Regions from separate parts of the Homo sapiens genome. Here region 1 is linked to region 2. A link is a loop called in an ENCODE intact Hi-C map of the cell type or tissue named here. Cell type or tissue: heart left ventricle. All regions are shown on one strand. Each heading gives the region's core, and the rest is flanking DNA. Links, peaks and the distances in the headings are about the cores only.

Region 1 (8,585 bases), core at 453-8,452, 83 kb after region 2:
GTAGCTGGGACTACAGGCACCCACCACCATGCCCGGGTGATTTTTTTTGTATTTTCAGTAGAGACGGGGTTTCACTGTGTTAGCCAGGATGGTCTCCATCTCCTGACCTCGTGATCTGCCCGCCTCAGCCTCCCAAAGTGCTGGGATTACAGGCGTGAGCCACCGCCCCCAACCGTATTTTTTTTTTTTTTTTTTTTTTTTTGTAGCGATGGAGTCTATGTTGTCCAGGCTGGTCTTGAACTCCTGGGCTCAAGCAATCCGCCCACCTGAGCCTCCCAAAGTGCCAGGATTACAGGTGTGAGCCACAGCGCCCAGCTTAGAATGTAGCTCTCTTATACCTCTCTTGTCCCTGCTGTCCACATGGAAGAAGTAGATGTTAATATCGATTAGCTCAATATTTATTTATTTATTTATTTATTTGAGATGGAGTCTCACTTTGTTGCCCAGGCTGGAGTGCAGTTGCATGATCTTGGCTCACTGCAACCTCCACCTCCCAGTTCAAGCTATCCTCATGCCTCAGCCTCACCAGTAGCTGGGATTACAGGCACACACCACCATGCCCAGCTAATTTTTGTATTTTTAGTAGAGATGGGGTTTCACCATGTTGGCCAGGTTGGTCTCGATCCCCTGACCTCAAGTGATCCGCCCACCTTGACCTCCTAAAGTGCTAAGATTATTGGCGTGAGTCACTGTGCCCAGCTTTTTTTTTTTTTTTTTTTTTTGAGATGAAGTTTTGCTTTGTTGCCCAGGCTGGAGTGCACTGGAACGATCTCCGCTCACTGCAACCTCCCCCGGGTTCAAGTGATTCTCCTGCCTCAGGCTCCCAAGTAGCTGGGATTACAAGTGCCCGCCACCACGCCCAGCTAATTTTTGTATTTTTAGTAGAGACGAAGTTTCACCATGTTGGCCAGGCTAGTCTCGAACTGCTGACCTCAGGTGATCTGCCTGCCTCAGCCTCCCAAAGTGTTGGGATTACAGGCGTGAGCCACCGTGCCCGGCCAAGATTTATTTATTTAGTTATTTGGAGACAGGTTCTTGCTTTGCCATCCAGGCTGGAGTGCAGTGGCTCAAAAAGGGCTTACTGTAGCCTCAACCTCCCAGGCTCAAGTGATCTTCCCACCTCAGCTTTCCCAGTAGCTGGGAGCGTGAACCACCACGCCCAACTAATTTATTTTATTTTATTTTATTTTATTTTATTTTATTTTATTTTTTTGAGACGAGTCTCACTCTGTCACCCAGGCTGGAGTGCAATGGCACAATCTCGGCTCACTGCAACCTCCACCTCCCGGGCTCAAGCGATTCTCCTGCCTCAGCCTCCCGAGTAGCTGGGATTACAGGTGCCCGCCACCACACTCAGCTAATTTTTTTTATTTTTAGTAGAGACGGCGTTTCACCACGTTGGCCAGGCTGGTCTCGAACTCCTGACCTCAGGTGATCCACCCACCTTGGCCTCCCAAAGTGTTGGGATTACAGGTGTGAGCCACCGTGCCTGGCCCCAACTACTTTTTATATTTTTTTGTAGAAACAGAGTTTTGCCATGTTGTCCAGGCTGGTCTTGAGCTCCTGAGTTCAGGTAATCCACCTGCCTCGGTCTCCCAATGTGCTGGGATTACGAACGTGAGCCCCTGCAGGGGGCCGACATCAAAATTTAAATGGCCAGTCAGATTGAAGTTTTTCTATGAAACATATCTTGCTTTATTAAAAATTTAAAGTTTTCAAAACATACTTGTAGAAGGCAATTTTCAAATGGTTGTTATGTTTTCAGATATTTTTAGTAATCAGAACAACATAATTTTATTGTTTTACTAATCAGCCAATTTTTGAACTAAATCTGAAGTCACTAAGAGATGATGGTCAATCATGAATATTTGGAAAAAAATTTGTGATATAATTTATAGAAAAGAAATGTTCAGAGTGTATTGAATAATTTTAATAACATATAACTAATTAAGTACATATATTAACTAATTATAACTGTGACATTGAAAATATAAAATCGACTTTAAGCTGGTCAGCATCAAGAAGCTGGAAGATGTTCATGTGGCTTATTTGAAATCTTCCGCTGTGTATCTCCTCCTTCCCAAATGATTTCTCAGTAGGAAGCTATGTTTGAACTCAGAGAAGGAGCTGTTTCTTAAAAATTAAACTGTCTCTGCTGCTCCCAATAGACAAAGGTGCTTAGCTGGTTCCCACTGAAGTACACTAATTCACTGTCTTAATTTAAATTTACCAATATATGCGGGGCATAGTGGCCCATGCCTGTAATCCCAGCACTTTGGGAGGCTGAGGTGGGCGAATCACCTGAGGTCAGGAGTTTGAGACCAGCCTGGCCAACATGGTGAAACCTCGTCTCTACTAAAAATACAAAAAAATTAGCTGGGCATAGTGGCACGCGCCTGTATTCCCAGCTACTAGGGAGGCTGAGGCAGGAGAATCGCTTGAACCTGGGAATCGGAGGTTGCAGTGAGCTGAGATTGCACCATTGTACTCCAGCCTGGACAACAAGAGTGAAACTCTGTCTCAAAAATAAATAAATAAAAATAACTTTAACAACATAGTTCTTCAATTAGTCCATAACTAACTTTTACTATTAGTAGGGTTTTCACTTAAGGGTAAGTGGAATTGAACCCAGTAATTCTTAGGCTGGACCTTAGGTGGATCACCTGAGGTCAGGAGTTCAAGACCAGCCTGGCCAACATGGTGAAACGCCGTCTCTACTAAAAATAAAAAAAATTAGCCGAGTGTGGTGGCGGGCACCTGTAATCCCAGCTACTCGGGAGGCTGAGGCAGGAGAATCACTTGAGCCCGGGAGGTGGAAGTTGCAGTGAGCCGAGATTGTGCCATTGCACTCCAGCCTGGGCGACAGAGTGAGACTTGTCTCAAAAAAATAAAATAAAAACAAATTAGTTGGGCGTGGTGGTTCACGCTCCCAGCTACTGGGAAAGCTGAGGTGGGAAGTAATTCTTGCATCCTGTCTTCGTTTTCCTACCTGGAACTGAGTCCTGGCCTTTGCCTAAGTGAGATAATGGAAAGGAAAGGAAAGTTGGAGAATCTCAGGTCTGGACCTTAGCAGTGAATTCAGCACAATCGCAGAATGTTGAGGTAGAGGAAACTGTTGTAGAGATCAGTTGATCAGTTTTTAATCATTAAATAAAAACGTGAATGAGGCAGTGAAGTAACTTCCCCAAGGTCACACAATGGGTTGCTACAAGAAATGAGAATGAGCATTTGTCATTTCCCAGTGAGAACAGTTTCCATTGTGCCCGGACCTTCAAAGATTAACCTTCATACCAAAGTTTTTGCCTACTTGAAAATTGTATTTAAGTACATAGATCGTGTGAGTGAGTCTACTGCGGGAATGTTATATACATAATTAAAATTATCTCTATTTCACATTTATATATTTGTCCATTAAAACTTGCATAATTAAATAAATGTAAAATATAACTGAGATAATCAGACATCTGTTTTCTTTAATAAACATTAATCTTGAATAGATAATATGGTTAAATGATTTCAAAAAGATAATGTAGTTACATGATTTAAAGTTATAGCTACCGAATTGTGTGTGCAGAGAAATCTTACTCCTACCCTTGCCGCCCCTGCCACCCACTGCTGCCCTCTAGAGGTAAAGTTTTCGTGGTTTCTTTTTATCCTTCAGGCGTTTCTTCATGAGAATGTAACCAAATACAAATATATATTCTCGTTCCGTACTCCACTTTGCCTACACAAAAGGCAGCATACTGTGTACACTATCGTGTCTTTTTCTCCTGCTTTTACTTATTTATTATTATTTTAATAGAGATGAGACCTCACTATGCTGTTCAGGCTGGTCTCAAACTCCTGGGCTCAAGCGATTCTCCCACTTCAGTCTCCCAAAGTGCTAGGATTACAGGCGTGAGCGCTGCGCCCAGCCATATCCTGTTTTTTTAAAGTTTTCTGGCCAGGTGTGGTGGCCCCCGCCTGTAATCCCGACACTTTGGGAGGCCAAGCTTGGCAGATCGCTTGAGCTCAGGAGTTTAAGACCAGCCTGGGCAACATGACGAAACCCTGTCTCTACCAAAAATACAGAAAATTAGCCAGGCGTGGTGGTGTACACCTGCAGTCCTAGCCACCCGGGAGGCTGAGGTGAGAGGATCACTTGAGCCTGGGAGAAAGAGGCTGCAGTGAGCCAGGGCTGTGCCACTACACTCCAGCCTGGGTGACAGAGTGAGACTCCATCTCAAAAAACAACAAAAAAATTTTTTTTTGGCCTAGAGATAATCCCATATACTTGTATATGCTTAGAGATCTTTTTTTTTTCTTTTTTCTTTTTTTGAGACGGAGTCTCTCTGTCACCCAGGGTGGAGTGCAATGGCGCAATCTCGGCTCAGTGCAACCTCTGCCTCTTGGGTTCAAGCAGTTCTCCTGTCTCAGCTTGCCTAGTAGCTGGGACCACAGGAGCCCACCACCACGCCCGGCTAAATTTTTTATATTTTTAGTAGAGATGGGGTTTTACCATGTTGGCCAGGCTGGTCTCGAACTCCTGACTTCAAGTGATCTGCCCACCTCTGCCTCCCGAAGTGCTGGGATTATAGGCGTGGGCCACTGCGCCCGGCCACCGGCTAATTTTTTTATATTTTTAATAGATATGGGGTTTTACCATGTTGGCCAGGCTGGTCTCAAACTCCTGACTTCAGGTGATCTGCCCACCTCTGCCTCCCGAAGTGCTGGGATTACAGGCGGGGACCGCTGTGCCCGGCCACCGTTTTAGTTTTTACACTGAAATTATTCATGCTGCTTCTGTCTTATACTGTTGTGGGTTCTTGATTTATGGTGTTTCGGGCTTCATTTTCACACAACTTGGAATGTGCGGGTTTTCTCTGTTCCCTGGTTTCACTGAAGATGTCGTTTCTAATGAGAGATGTGTATACGTCTGTGTGCACGTGCATGTATGTGTATGCAGTTGGCATTCATTCCTGTTGCTCTGTATTGGTTTTTAGAGTGGGAAGATGTGGGGCTAGGCCATCATTATGCTCTTTCTAGAACTGGAACCTACTAGATATTAATTTTTATTTACACAAATTGTAATTTGATGCTTTAAATTGGAGAGGGAATCGGGTAAATTATTCGGCTAAATTATTAAATTGACACATCACTTTTTTTTGCAGTAGTAACGTTTTGTTAAAATGAGCGAATTTGTTATCACATTCTCAGCTTTCAGGAAGGTGAGCTGAGACAAAGCAATGCTTAGCATTTTTCTGAAACCTTTGGATGCAGTCAGGACAAGAGAGAGGTGATTGTGCCCAGCTTTATCACCTCTGGCCAGGTTTCTAGTGTTTGTGTGTGTGTGTGTGTGTTGTATTTAATTGAATGATTGCTTTGGACATTTTCTGTTTTGGGGGCAAAAGTGTTTATAGTGAAGATGGGCTGGGCTCAGTGGCTCATACCTTCAGTCCCAACACTTTGGGAGGCTGAGGCAGGAGGATCGCTGGAGACCAGGAATTCAAGATTGGCCTGGGCAACATAGTGAGACCCTGTCTCTACAGAAAACAAACAAAAAAATTATCCAGGCCTGATAGCACACTCCTCTAGTCCTGGCTACTCGGGAAGTCGAGGTGGGAGGATCACTTGAGCCCAGGAGGTCAAGGCTGCAGTGATCTGTAATCACACCAGTGCACTCCAGCCTGGGTGACAGATCAAGACCCTGTCTCAAAAAAAAAATTAAAAAGAAAAAGAAGATGGAGATGATGAAAGGATTGAAGGATACTTATTGCTTAGTCAGAAATACAGGGCTATGGGCCGGGTGCCATGGCTGACACCTGTAATCGCAGCACTTTGGGAGGTCGAGGCAGGAGGATCAGTTGCGCCCAGGAGTTAAAGATCAGCCTGGGTAGCTGTAGAGACAAAAGTAGTCTCTACAAAAAAAAATACAAAAAATAATCCAGGCGTGATCTCGTGTAACTAGTTCCACCTGCCGGGGAGGCCGAGTCGGGGGATTGCTTGAGGCCAGGAGGTCAAGGCCTGCAGTGAGCTATGATCATGCCGCTGTACTCCAACCTGGGCATTGGAGCAATACCCTGTCTCAAGGGGGAAAAAAAAAGAAAATAAACATAGGGCTATGGAAAAATATTCCTTTATTTCAGTACCCAGCTCCACTGGGCCTTTCCTTTCTCCAGTGTCTGTTAAAGCTCAGGGGGATAAGATTGCTGTTCAGGATTACTTACTCTCGAATTTCGTTGTAACCAGATCAGTGAGCCAGTGCGGAAATAGCTTTCTTATAGTGACTTCTACCTCACGGGGCATTTCACCGCAGTGCTTTCTCCTCTGTTGGGAAAGGACGCACACTCTGTGCTAGCGGGTGGAGAACTAAAGTTCATTTTGTATCCTCCCAGCACCTAATCCAGAACTTGTGCCATGTGAGGTGACCAGTACAATTAAGTCTAGCCCACAAATAGGCAGGAATTCCAAAATGTGCGTTGAAATTGTCTTGGCGGGGCACGGTGGCTCACTCCTGTAATGCCAGCACTTTGGGAAGCCGAGGCGGGTGGATCATTTGAGATCAGGAGTTCGAGACCAGCCTGGCATACATGGTGAAACCCTATCTCTATTAAAAATAGAAAAATTAGCCAGGCGTGATGGCGGGTACCTGTAATCCCAGCTACTTGGGAGACTGAGGTTGCAGTGAGTTGAGATCGCGCCACTGCCCTCCAGCTTGGGCAACACAGCGAGACCCCGTCTCAGGAAAAGAAAAAAGAAATTGTCTGATATTTATAGAATTTTCAAAGTGTGAGAAATAAAACTTCAGACATAATTCGTGCTTCATACTATATTGAATTAGATGATTTTAAAGTCTCCCGTATTTACCACTGTATTTTTGTCTGCGTATATAAGTTCCATGCACCTATACTATGGCTAACAATATTTTACTTTGACTAAAATTTGTTACACAATACTTAATTATTAGTGTTACTTATTATTGAAAGACATTAGTTGAAATTTCTTTCAGCCTGATTTCATCCATTTTCTGCCAAGAGGCAATTGTAAATTATTGGATTGACTCTTCTACATATTGTTTGTAGTTGTTAAGAAAGTACTTACTGGTAGAAGTTGAATTTTTTGTTGCCCTTATTCTCCATTGTCTGTTTAGCGAATTTTTCTCTGCGATGGCTCACTTAACCATTATAATGATAAAAATGATAGGTGTGAGTGCAAATAATTTGAGGTGCTAAGAGTCTGCTCTGAAATATCCTGTTTCGGCCGGGCATGGTGGCTTATGCCTGTAATCCCAGCACTTTGGGAGATTGAGGTGGGCGGGTCACCTGAGGTCAGGAGTTTGAGACCAGCCTGGCCAACATGGTGAAACCCTGTCTCTACTAAAAATCACAAAAATTAGCTGGGTGTGGTGGCCAGCGCCTGTAATCCTAGCTACTCGGGAGGCTGAGGCAGGAGAATCTCTTGAAATCGGGAGGCGGAGGTTGCAGTGAGCCGAGATGGCGCCGTTGCACTCCAGCCTGGGTAACAAGAGCGAGACTACGTCTCAAAAAAAAAAAAAAATCCTATTTTCCCCCTAGGTCAAAGCCAGTGATATGTAAAGCTAGCATAGAGCAAAAGAGTCTGAGAACCATGATGTTGACCTGTCTTATTAGAATGGTTTGATTTGCAGGTGACACAAAGCAGAAGATGTGTCAGAAGTTAAGTCTCTGCATTACTGCTTTGGGGTGTAATTTAATTTTTAGAAGGATTTTTACTTAGCTGTAGACTGATTTTTCTGGGGTCTCGTGGCCCCTTGCCATTCACAACATGCACTGCAACATGTTGCTATGTAGAATGCACCGGATTCTTGCCGTCCATTTGGCTCCGGGCTGTCTCTCGTCTCTTGTGCCAGATTTGCACATCTGGTCCAGAGCAGGAGTTAAGGATTGCTCTAGTAAGTGGATTAGTAGCTTTTCCTAATTACCAGATCTCACAACTAGAGTTGCGGCTGCCAGAATTGGTCGTTCACAGTTAACAATTACCTAGATGATGATGAAGTACATGGATCTAGTCATAAAAGCCTCGGTTCAAGCAGATGTCCTGCTTCCCAGCTGTGTGATTTGAGCCAGTTACGTGGTTCCTCTAACCCAGCGTTCTCACCTGTTAAAGGGTATGATAATAGTGTCTACATCCTAGGGCTGGCAGGCACTGTAGCAATGCACGTACCTGCACTCTCCTGAATGCAGTACCTGAAGCAGGGTGAGCACTCAAGAAAGGGTAGCTGTAATTCATACGTATTACAGGGCTTGATTGTTAAATATTCTGTGCTTCATGGACTCTCAGAATCCGGGGATCACAAGACTGTACTGTTACATTATGTACTGCTAAAAGGAAGTGATGGTAAGACATTAATTTACATGTTAAAATGTGAAAAAAATGTGGATCTTAGAATAGGTAAACTAAGGTAAGTCACATTTTTAAAAATTGTGGTAAAATACTACCTAACATGAAATTTACATTTGAGCAGTTTTAAGCATACAGTTCAGTGACATTAAGTCCATTAACGTTGGCGTAAGCCATCATCACCATCCATCTTCAGAACTTTTTCATCATCCCAAACCGAAACTCTT
Region 2 (8,585 bases), core at 112-8,111:
TGCTGATTTCTTGTTTTATAATTCTTTTTTAATTACAATGTAACTACTAAGAGCTTCAGTTCCCACTGGAGTGGTGCACACATCTCATTACTACTAAAACCACAGGAATGTTCCAGGGAAACAGACTATCATCACTGAGCGAGGTGGAATCCAGCCAAAACCCCAGGCTAACATCCAGATGCCTGCAGATCAGCTAAAATCCTTTTAAAGGACTTGGAATCTCCAGATACTAGTTTTAAGTCTTTTCTGGGAACTGGGAGTTTGTACTGGAGGCCACTTAACTATTTCAAAAAATATTCACCAAAATAGGTGTCTCTCTGACTGCAACGGTTTGAGTCCTCCTCAGCCCTCATATCCTAGGCTTCGGACTGTTGGGAAAGTCTTATCTTCCTGACGAAAGCTCAGCAGCAACAGAACCTGTTATTTTTTTGTTGAGACAGGGTCTTACTCTGTCACCCAGGCTGGAGTGCAGTAGTGCGATCTTGGCTCACTGCAGCCTCAGCCTACCAGGCTCAGGTGACCCTATCTCAGCTTCTCGAGTAGGTGGGACTACAGGCATGTGCCACCATGCTCGGTGAACTAAAAAAACTTTTTTGTAGTGATACGGTCTCACTATATTGCCCAGGCTGGTTTTGAACTCCTGGGCTCAAGTGATCCTCCCACCTCAGCGTCTCAAAGTACTGGGATTACAGGTGTGAGCCTCTACACTGGGCCTGCAGAACCTACACAGAATCCGCACCTGGTCTGCAGAACCCACACCCGACCCACAGAACCCACACCCGACCCACAGAACCCACATCTGGCAGCAGAACCTCTTAATATTTTTTTTTTTTCTTTGAGATGGAGTCTGGCTCTGTCACCCAGGCTGGAGTGCAGTGGCGCGATCTCGGCTCACTGCAAGCTCTTCCTCCCGGGTTCACCCCATTCTCCTGCCTCAACCTCCCGAGTAGCTGTGAATACAGGCGTCCGCCACCACGCCCGACTAATTTTTTTGTATTTTTAGTAGAGACGGGGTTTCACCGTGTTAGCCAGGATGGTCTGGATCTCCTGACCTCGTGATCTGCCTGCCTCGGCCTCCCAAAGTGCTGGGATTACAGGCTTGAGCCACCGCACCCGGCCTCTTATTTTTTTTTTTGAGATGGAGTCTCACACTGTCACCTGGGCTGGAGTGCAGTGGAGCGATCTCGGCTCACTGCAACCTCCGCCTCCTGGGTTCAAGAGATTCTCCTGCCTCAGCCTCCCAAGTAGCTGGGATTACAGGTGCCCACCACCACGCCTGGCTAGTTTTTTGTATTTTTAGTAAAGATGGGGTTTCACCATGTTGGCCAGGCTGGTCTTGAACTCCTGACATCAGGTGATCCGCCCACCTTAGCCTCCCAAAGTGCTGGGATTACAGGCGTGAGCCACCATACCTGGCCAGCAAAACCTCTTTAACTTGTGTTCCATGGGCTCCTTTTCTGTGGGTCAAAATCCTCCTGGAACCCTACAATGCAGGCCCTACAGGGGTGGGTGGTAAGTCCAACAAACAGGATTTCATCTTCTGGAGCTCCTGGATTTCATCGTCCCATGGGCCACAGTGCAGCGACAGAACCTCCTCAGCTTTCTGTATTGTGCTCAGGGCTTCGGGTACTGCAAACCTGAGCCAAGGGAGGTAAGAGGAGTTAGTTCACTGATTTGTGAGGCAAATGTTAATTGAGGGCCTACTCACACACCGTGAAGAATGTAAGATCATTTCTGTCATCAAGGATCCTACAATCTAGAACAGTAAGTAAGACACTGTCACAAACACGCTGCAAAACAAAAGTGTGAGAAAACAGTTATAAAAGATAGTATAGACGCCAGGATCCTGAGAACACGAGGCAAATCTCAAAGCTTTTTTTTTTTTTTTTGAGACAAGAGTTTCACTCTTGTCGCCCAGGTATTTGTGCGACCTCGGCTCACTGCAACCTCCGCCTCCCGGGTTCAAGTGATTCTCCTGCCTCAACCTCCTGGGCAGCTGGATTACAGGCGTGAGCTACCACACCCGGCCTCAAAGTTTTCATCTGGTATTTACCACAGGTTTACATAGCAGTTTTCATTTTAGGGTGACCATCTTAGGGCTGACCTCTGACCTAACTCTGCAGCCCTTTTCTCTCTCTCTGACCAAACAGAATGTCTCTGTGTCTTGGGTACCAGGCCCACTCAGCACAGCCTTAGGTTGAAGCTTTAAGCACTTTCTCATAGCCACATACACCAAGGGCAGCTTTACCAGGGTTGGAGGTTCCACCCGGAAATCCTGAAATTGGGCCCTAAATGGTCTCAGTAGCAAAAGTGGATTTGGCATCAGCTCATCAGCGTGCTGTTCTTTCCTTTTAACCTTCAAAGTAGAACAGGGGATTTAAAACAAAAAACAAACAACAGCAGCAAAAAAGCAGGGTTTCTCGACCCTGACACTATTGACACTGTTGCTGGCTCCTTCTTTGCTGGGGTTGGTGGGGGGGGCACTGTCTTGTACCCGGGAGGATGCTTAGCAGCACCTCTGGCCTCTTTCGAATAGATGCCAGCAGCACCCCCCTTCCAAGTCATGACAATCCAAAATGTCTCCAGAGATCGCTTGAGCCCAGGAGTTGCAGGAAGCAGTGAGCTGTGACCGAGCCACTGTACTCCAGCCTGGGCAAGACAGCAAGACCCCTTCTCAAAAAAAAAAAAAAAAAAGTCTCCAGGCAATGCCACATGTTGTCTGGGGGTAAAATCAGCCCTGGTTCAAGCAAACGCTTTAAAAGGAAGAGGATGCAGAGTAGGGAGAAGGCAGAGAGCCTGGAGCTGAGAGTGCTGGGAATGAGACAGCCAAAGGGGCTGTGACGAACCAGAGAACAACCAGAAGGAGAGCTATACTGGAGGGTGGGTGGGGCTGCCTGGCCAAGTTCTCTCTGGGAAACTCACTTGAGATCTAAAAGCTTTCCCCATATCTCCCAGGAGGAAATTCTTTTTTTTTTTTTTTTTGAGATGGAGTCTCGCTCTGTCGCCCAGGCTACAGTGCAGTGGCGCGATCTTGGCTCACTGCAAGCTCCGCCTCCCAGGAGGAAATTCTAAAGCGTTATGTTTGTTAGCAAAACAGAAGGCAAAGATCTCTCCTAAAGAGGAAATAAAGAAGTTTCAACATGCTTTTAAAAACACCATAGAAAAAAAGTAATACCCAGAAGAGCCTAGGAAAGGAACAGTGTGTGCCCTGTGAAGTGGGAAAGGGACTCACCCGTTGAAAAAGATCTGGGCCAATTTGAAGAGCTCATGGCCCATTTCAACACTGGACGGCCCGTGGCGAACCTCCACCACGTAGAGACTCCTCTGTAGATGGGTGGCTGACTTTTGCCAGTCTCCTGTGAGAAGAGAAAAATCTTGTTCCAGAAAAGAACCACTGTCAACTGTGGATGCATATTTTCAGGGGGAGGAAATGGAACGAGAGGGGGAGCACCCTCAGTTTACAGAGCGGGGGGTAACCAGGCAGACAAGGCCGGGGCCACGGCGAAGTGCCCACAGCAGACTGTTCCCGACGCAGAACGTGAAGGCTCATGCTGTACCTAAGGCAGCACAGGCCCGGGCCAGGCCATCCGCGATCTCTCCCACCACGGCGTGCTCTGCCCACAGGAAGCTCTCGGCGTCACGCTGGCACCCCGACAGCCGCTGAACAGCTCGCTCTGTCAATGCAGAGGAAAGACGTCTCACTATAGACAGAAGCCCAGTCCTAGGAATGAGAATCCAGGTCTCAAATCCTCTGAATCAGCTGGGCTGAATGTGGAAATTCCCCCTGGCCTCCCTGGGTTGTCACCAACGCACAATGTCTGTTCCAATAAAGCTGCTGTTTTCTTCTGTTTTCTCTGTCAGTGGAGAAAGGCGCTAGGGGAGGCCTCCCCACATTTACACTGTATTTTCAACATTAACTTCCCAACTCGACCAACTCTACCTTTCACGTACGGCCATGATTTCTCTTGACCCTGAAATCTAAGCTAAAGGTCAACTTTCATAAAGCAGGGTAAATAAAAATCCCATGATGTCAAGCTCTAAGGCAGGGTTTTCAAGGGCAATGGGGAGCTCCGCAAGTCTCAGACAAAAGCAAGACACTCCTATCAGCTGGGCTCACGCCCCACTGCTCTCTAGCAGAGACTAGCTCTGAGGAGGGAAGAACCGCCCTTCTAGGAAGTTACATCACTAGGCCCTGGAATTAAAATAAATGACACTCAACTTCTGGAACTGCACACAGCTCACGGATGTCAGCGATGACCCGTTAGTTGGCAGGGGTACTTCAACTTAGCAATCAGATGCAGAAGAAAACAACAGCTGAAATCACCTGGCCCCTTTTCAAGGGCCCCACAGTAACAAAGCTGGTCAGGGTTTGGACTCACTGGCCTATATAGCCATCTTGTGGCTGGCATGGGGATAATTACATCCAATTCTCCCATCAGTACTGAGTATCCCTGAGTCCAAAACGGTATCAGAACAAATAAAAGGGAAGGGGCTGGAGGACCAAAGCAGGGAGCCAGTCTCACCTAGTTCACCATCTCTGAGAAGCTTCTGGGCCACTCTGACCTGCTGCTGTAGGTCCTGTAACCGAGAGACCAGGTGGTCCCTGCTGACGGCGGATTCTGCACAAGATCTGCTGCCACAGCGCAGCACGTCATCTCCCTGTGGAAGTCAGTTTTCTCTTTATTCCAATGCCAGGGTCAGTTATCAACACCGCCTGTGCTTACATTACAGGACTGCTCCATAGTTTCTTACCTCATGGGGGAAAGAGACTCCTGTAACAATACATCGTGACGAAAGTCTGAGCGAATTTTGTTTGATGGCGGCAATGGCGGCAATTCTAATGAAGTGTATCAGCAGTAGCTGATCCCACCTGAGATTTCATTTTTGGAACAGAACTGGTACAGTGCACAATTTCTTTCCACTTCTATAGCCCCTCTTGTCGCTTTTTGGGGCCAGGACTTTAGATGACAAACATTTCTTTTTTTTGAGATGGAGTCTCGCTCGGTCTCCAGGCTGGAGTGCAGTGGTGCGATCTCGGCTCACTCCAAGCTCCGCCTCCCGGGTTCACGCCATTCTCCTGCCTCAGTCTCCCGAGTAGCTGGGACTACAGGTGCCCACCACCAAGCCCGGCTAAATTTTTGTGTGTGTTATTTATTTTTTTTTTTTAGTAGAGACGGGGTTTCACCGTGTAAGCCAGGATGGTCTCGATTTTCTGACCTCATGATCCGCTCGCCTCAGCCTCCCAAAGTGCTGGGATTACAGGCGTGAGCCACCGTGCCCGGCCTTGATGACAAACATTTCTAGTAGTTATGAAAAAGTCCTCAGAAAACCAATAGAAGGCCAGGTGCGGTGGCTCACGCCTGTAATCCCAGCACTTTGGGAGGGCGAGGCGGGTGGATCCATGAGGTCAGGAGATCGAGACCATCCTGGCTAACACGGTGAAACCCCGTCTCTACTAAAAATACAAAAAATTAGCCGGGCATGGTGGTGGCGGGCGCCTGTAGTCTCACCTACTCGGGAGGCTGAGGCAGGAGAATGGCGTGAACCCGGGAGGTGGAGCTTGCAGTGAGCCGAGATTGCACCACTGCACTCCAGCCTGGGTGACATGAGAGAGACTCTGTCTCACAAAAGAAAAAGAAAAAAAAAAAAAAAAGAAAACCAATAGAAAGGCTGGGCGTGGTGGCTCACGCCTGTAATCCCAGCGCTTTGGGTGGTCGAGGCAGGTAGGTCGCTTGAGGCCAGGAGATCGAGACCAGCCTGGCCAACATGGAGAACATGGCCAACTCGTCTCTACTAAAAATACAAAGATTAGCTGGGCATGGTGGTGCATGCCTGTAATCCCAGCTACTGGGGAGGCTGAGGCAGGAGAATTGCTTGAGTCTGGGAGGTTGAGGCTGTGGTAAGCAGAGATCGTGCCACTGCACTCACTTCAGCCTGGATGACAGGGCAAGACCCCATCTCAAAAAAAAAAAAGAAAAAAAAAAAAACTAATAGAAAAAGGTGCTAGGTGCGATCGTCCTACATTTGACCTTGGGTCTCCAAGTTTAGCTTTCTAACACAACCGGCTCTGCCTTTCACTCATGACTCCCCTAAGAAGAATACGGCACTTGTGGCAGAGGGGAAACCTCCGAGGTGGACATCTGCTGTGTTTCAAAGGCCGATATCTATTTTCTCATTTGGCAACAGCAACCCAACCCAGTTTCTCATAAGGATCCCTCTCACCCTCAGTCCCATGGCCCTTGCCCTACAGCTGAGGGTGTGGCATGTGGCTCACATATGGCTCCTTCCTCTGGCCCAAATGGCTGGAGGAAAACTATGTCTAATTTTCCTCCAGCCACAGTTCTCAGGTCAATGAAACACAGTAACATCTCTGCCCAGGCTGCTGTTTGAGTGGCATGTGCTCTTATCCTCCTTGGCAGGAAATCCGCAGGCTGGGCTGCTGGCAGCCATCCTGCATCGTAAGAGGGAAGTCTATCTGAGGATGGGCTAACACAGAGAAAATGAAGCTGAGAGGGGTGGACAGAAAGCCCCTGGATCAAGCTGTATCTTAAGCAGCCTTATCCTGGAATTTTTCTCATAACATTTTTTTTGGTAGAGACAGGGTCTTGCTATGTTGCCCAGGCTGGTCTTGAACCCCTGGCCTCCAAGTGATCTGTCCACCTCAGCCTCCCAAAGTGCTGGGATAATAGGCATGTGTCACTGTGCCCAGCCTATCCTGGGACTTTTCAATGACTGACTTCAGCAAATAAATTCCCAGTCTCCCCCAGATCCCAAACCAGTTCAGATGGGATCTTCTGTCCTTTATAAAGGAAACATTACTAAATTGAACCTTTCCCTGTGGTTTCTCTGGAGGGGAACTAGTGTATGGGGATGACTGGCTAAAATGGAGGTGATATTACTGGTCTCAGCACTTACAAGTCCCTGATGGCTTCCTCCTAAACACTGATCACCCTTGGGGTGGAAAACTGACCTCCAGGAAAAGTGGAGGAGACAGAAGAGAGAATTACCTGCATGGGCGCTCCGCAACTGTTGCAACAGAATGCTTCCCACCTGGGCCCTGCAGCCATCCTGTGTGCCTCAGTTTGACAAGCTGGACAGGCGCAGTCAAAGAAATACTGAGACCTCAGCTTCTGCTGCCTTTCGGCAACCCCCATCCGGCTCTTGTGAGGCCCTGGAGGGAGATCACCGTCAGCCAATATTGAAAGCAAGAGAGAGTCAAACACTACGTAAAAACCTTCAGCTTAGCAGAGGGTCTGGACAATTACCTATCATGTGACAGCTAACCTTTACCCAAATATTTGTGGAACTGGATACTAAAATAAGCTTCCAAGTTGCTGAGACAGGAAGAAAGAGAAGCCAAGAAGTTGTTCCTAGCCCATTTTCAGAATAGGAAGTTTATAGTGATTAAACAGCGAGACATAGTTTAGCCGCAATAGGGCCCTAGCACGAAGGCCATTCCTTCCATCCTCCCTTCCTTGTTTTTGGCCTAAGTGTTCACTGCCTCTTCCAGGAAGCAGACAGTAGACAGGTGAAGTCACATGCCTGGTGGCTTGCTGACTTGCGTCCCCGTCCTTTTCTGTTGGAGAAGGGCAGGATGGCAGTGCGGAGGGATGGCTCACCATAGCAGTGGAGAATCTCTTGCCCCTTTCTAATCCGCTGTGACGCCCGGATGGTGGCGACAGTGCTAATGAAGGACACGCTGGTGTTGGGGCTACAGGAGTGGTTCAGGAGGCTGATAACAGGGAAGATGCCTGTGGCAAGGCGCACCTGCCTGCTGTCGGTAACGATGCTCCCTTTAGGTCCTGAAAGGGCAAGAGGAAAGAAGGAAAAAGGTGTCAGCACATGAGCCCTGGCCTTGCCCTCTGTTCCTCAGAAGATGAGCTGGGCAGCTAGGCCTGCAGCCCGTGTGAGTCATGGCTCCACAGCCAGATCCAATATAAATCAGATGGGACATGACTCACGGCAAGCTCCAGTCCCCAGGAAGCAAAGTGGATGAACGCACACAAAGTCCACTGGAGTCCTGGAACCTAACGACTGTGTCTCTACACCACGAAATAGCCAAAGATAAGAACTTATAAAGAAGTAATAAAAAAGGGATGATAAGTAGGGAGCGTTCTAGATAGTTTCATAATGTTCTCACATAGAAACCAGAGCCCCTGTTGAGGTGACTTCCCAAAGACTTTTAGAGCCCAAGGGCTTTTGTTTATCTGGTCTTTGGTTGGTTAACAGAACAAGCGACCTAGTTACTACCCCAAACTTTATATATTTAAGCAGGCCAGGCACCAGGGCTCCTGCCTGAAATCCCGAGGCTCACGCAGAAGAATTGCTTGAGCCCAGGAGTTCAAGGCCAGCCTGGACAACACAGCTAGATTTGGTCTCTAAAAAAAAAAAATTAAAATATTAGCCAGCTGTGGTGGTGCACACCTGTAGTCCCAGCTACTCAGGAGGCTGAGGTGGGAGGATCAGTTGAGCCCTAGAGAGCGAGGCTGCAGTGAGCCAGGATTGCACCACTGCACTCCAGCCTGGGTGACAGAGCAGGCCCTGTCTGAAGAAAAATAAATAAAAATTTAAAAAAAGTTTTACTC

What was found. Peaks named below come from ENCODE experiments on the same cell type or tissue, not always from the same donor. Only the 100,000 strongest peaks of a DNase experiment are listed, where the experiment ranks them.
Region 1: a loop joins it to region 2, with 2.4 times the contacts of the local background. A loop is called at or near these places in 6 of 110 quality-filtered maps.

What each region holds. Positions count from the first base shown.
Region 1 is chr17:1,862,018-1,870,602 of GRCh38, forward strand. The region is part of intron 5 of RPA1 (replication protein A1); the gene reads left to right. Among named protein-coding and RNA genes, the nearest start is that of RPA1, 36 kb to the left of the region's middle. In heart left ventricle, for the core only: a CTCF peak has its summit at 3,625 (motif pointing left); no DNase peak of the experiment used is centred there.
Region 2 is chr17:1,779,803-1,788,387 of GRCh38, forward strand. SMYD4 (SET and MYND domain containing 4) reads right to left here. Exons shown (of 11, transcript NM_052928.3): 6 at 7,620-7,802; 7 at 7,008-7,171; 8 at 4,524-4,659; 9 at 3,558-3,674; 10 at 3,233-3,356; 11 at 1-1,637. The coding sequence ends at 1,484. Among named protein-coding and RNA genes, the nearest start is that of SERPINF1, 22 kb to the left of the region's middle. RefSeq lists an enhancer at 4,053-4,347. In heart left ventricle, for the core only: a CTCF peak has its summit at 4,398 (motif pointing left); DNase peaks (open chromatin) are centred at 162, 2,945, 4,165, 6,435 and 2 weaker places; H3K4me3 peaks cover 1,925 bases; H3K27ac peaks cover 7,331 bases.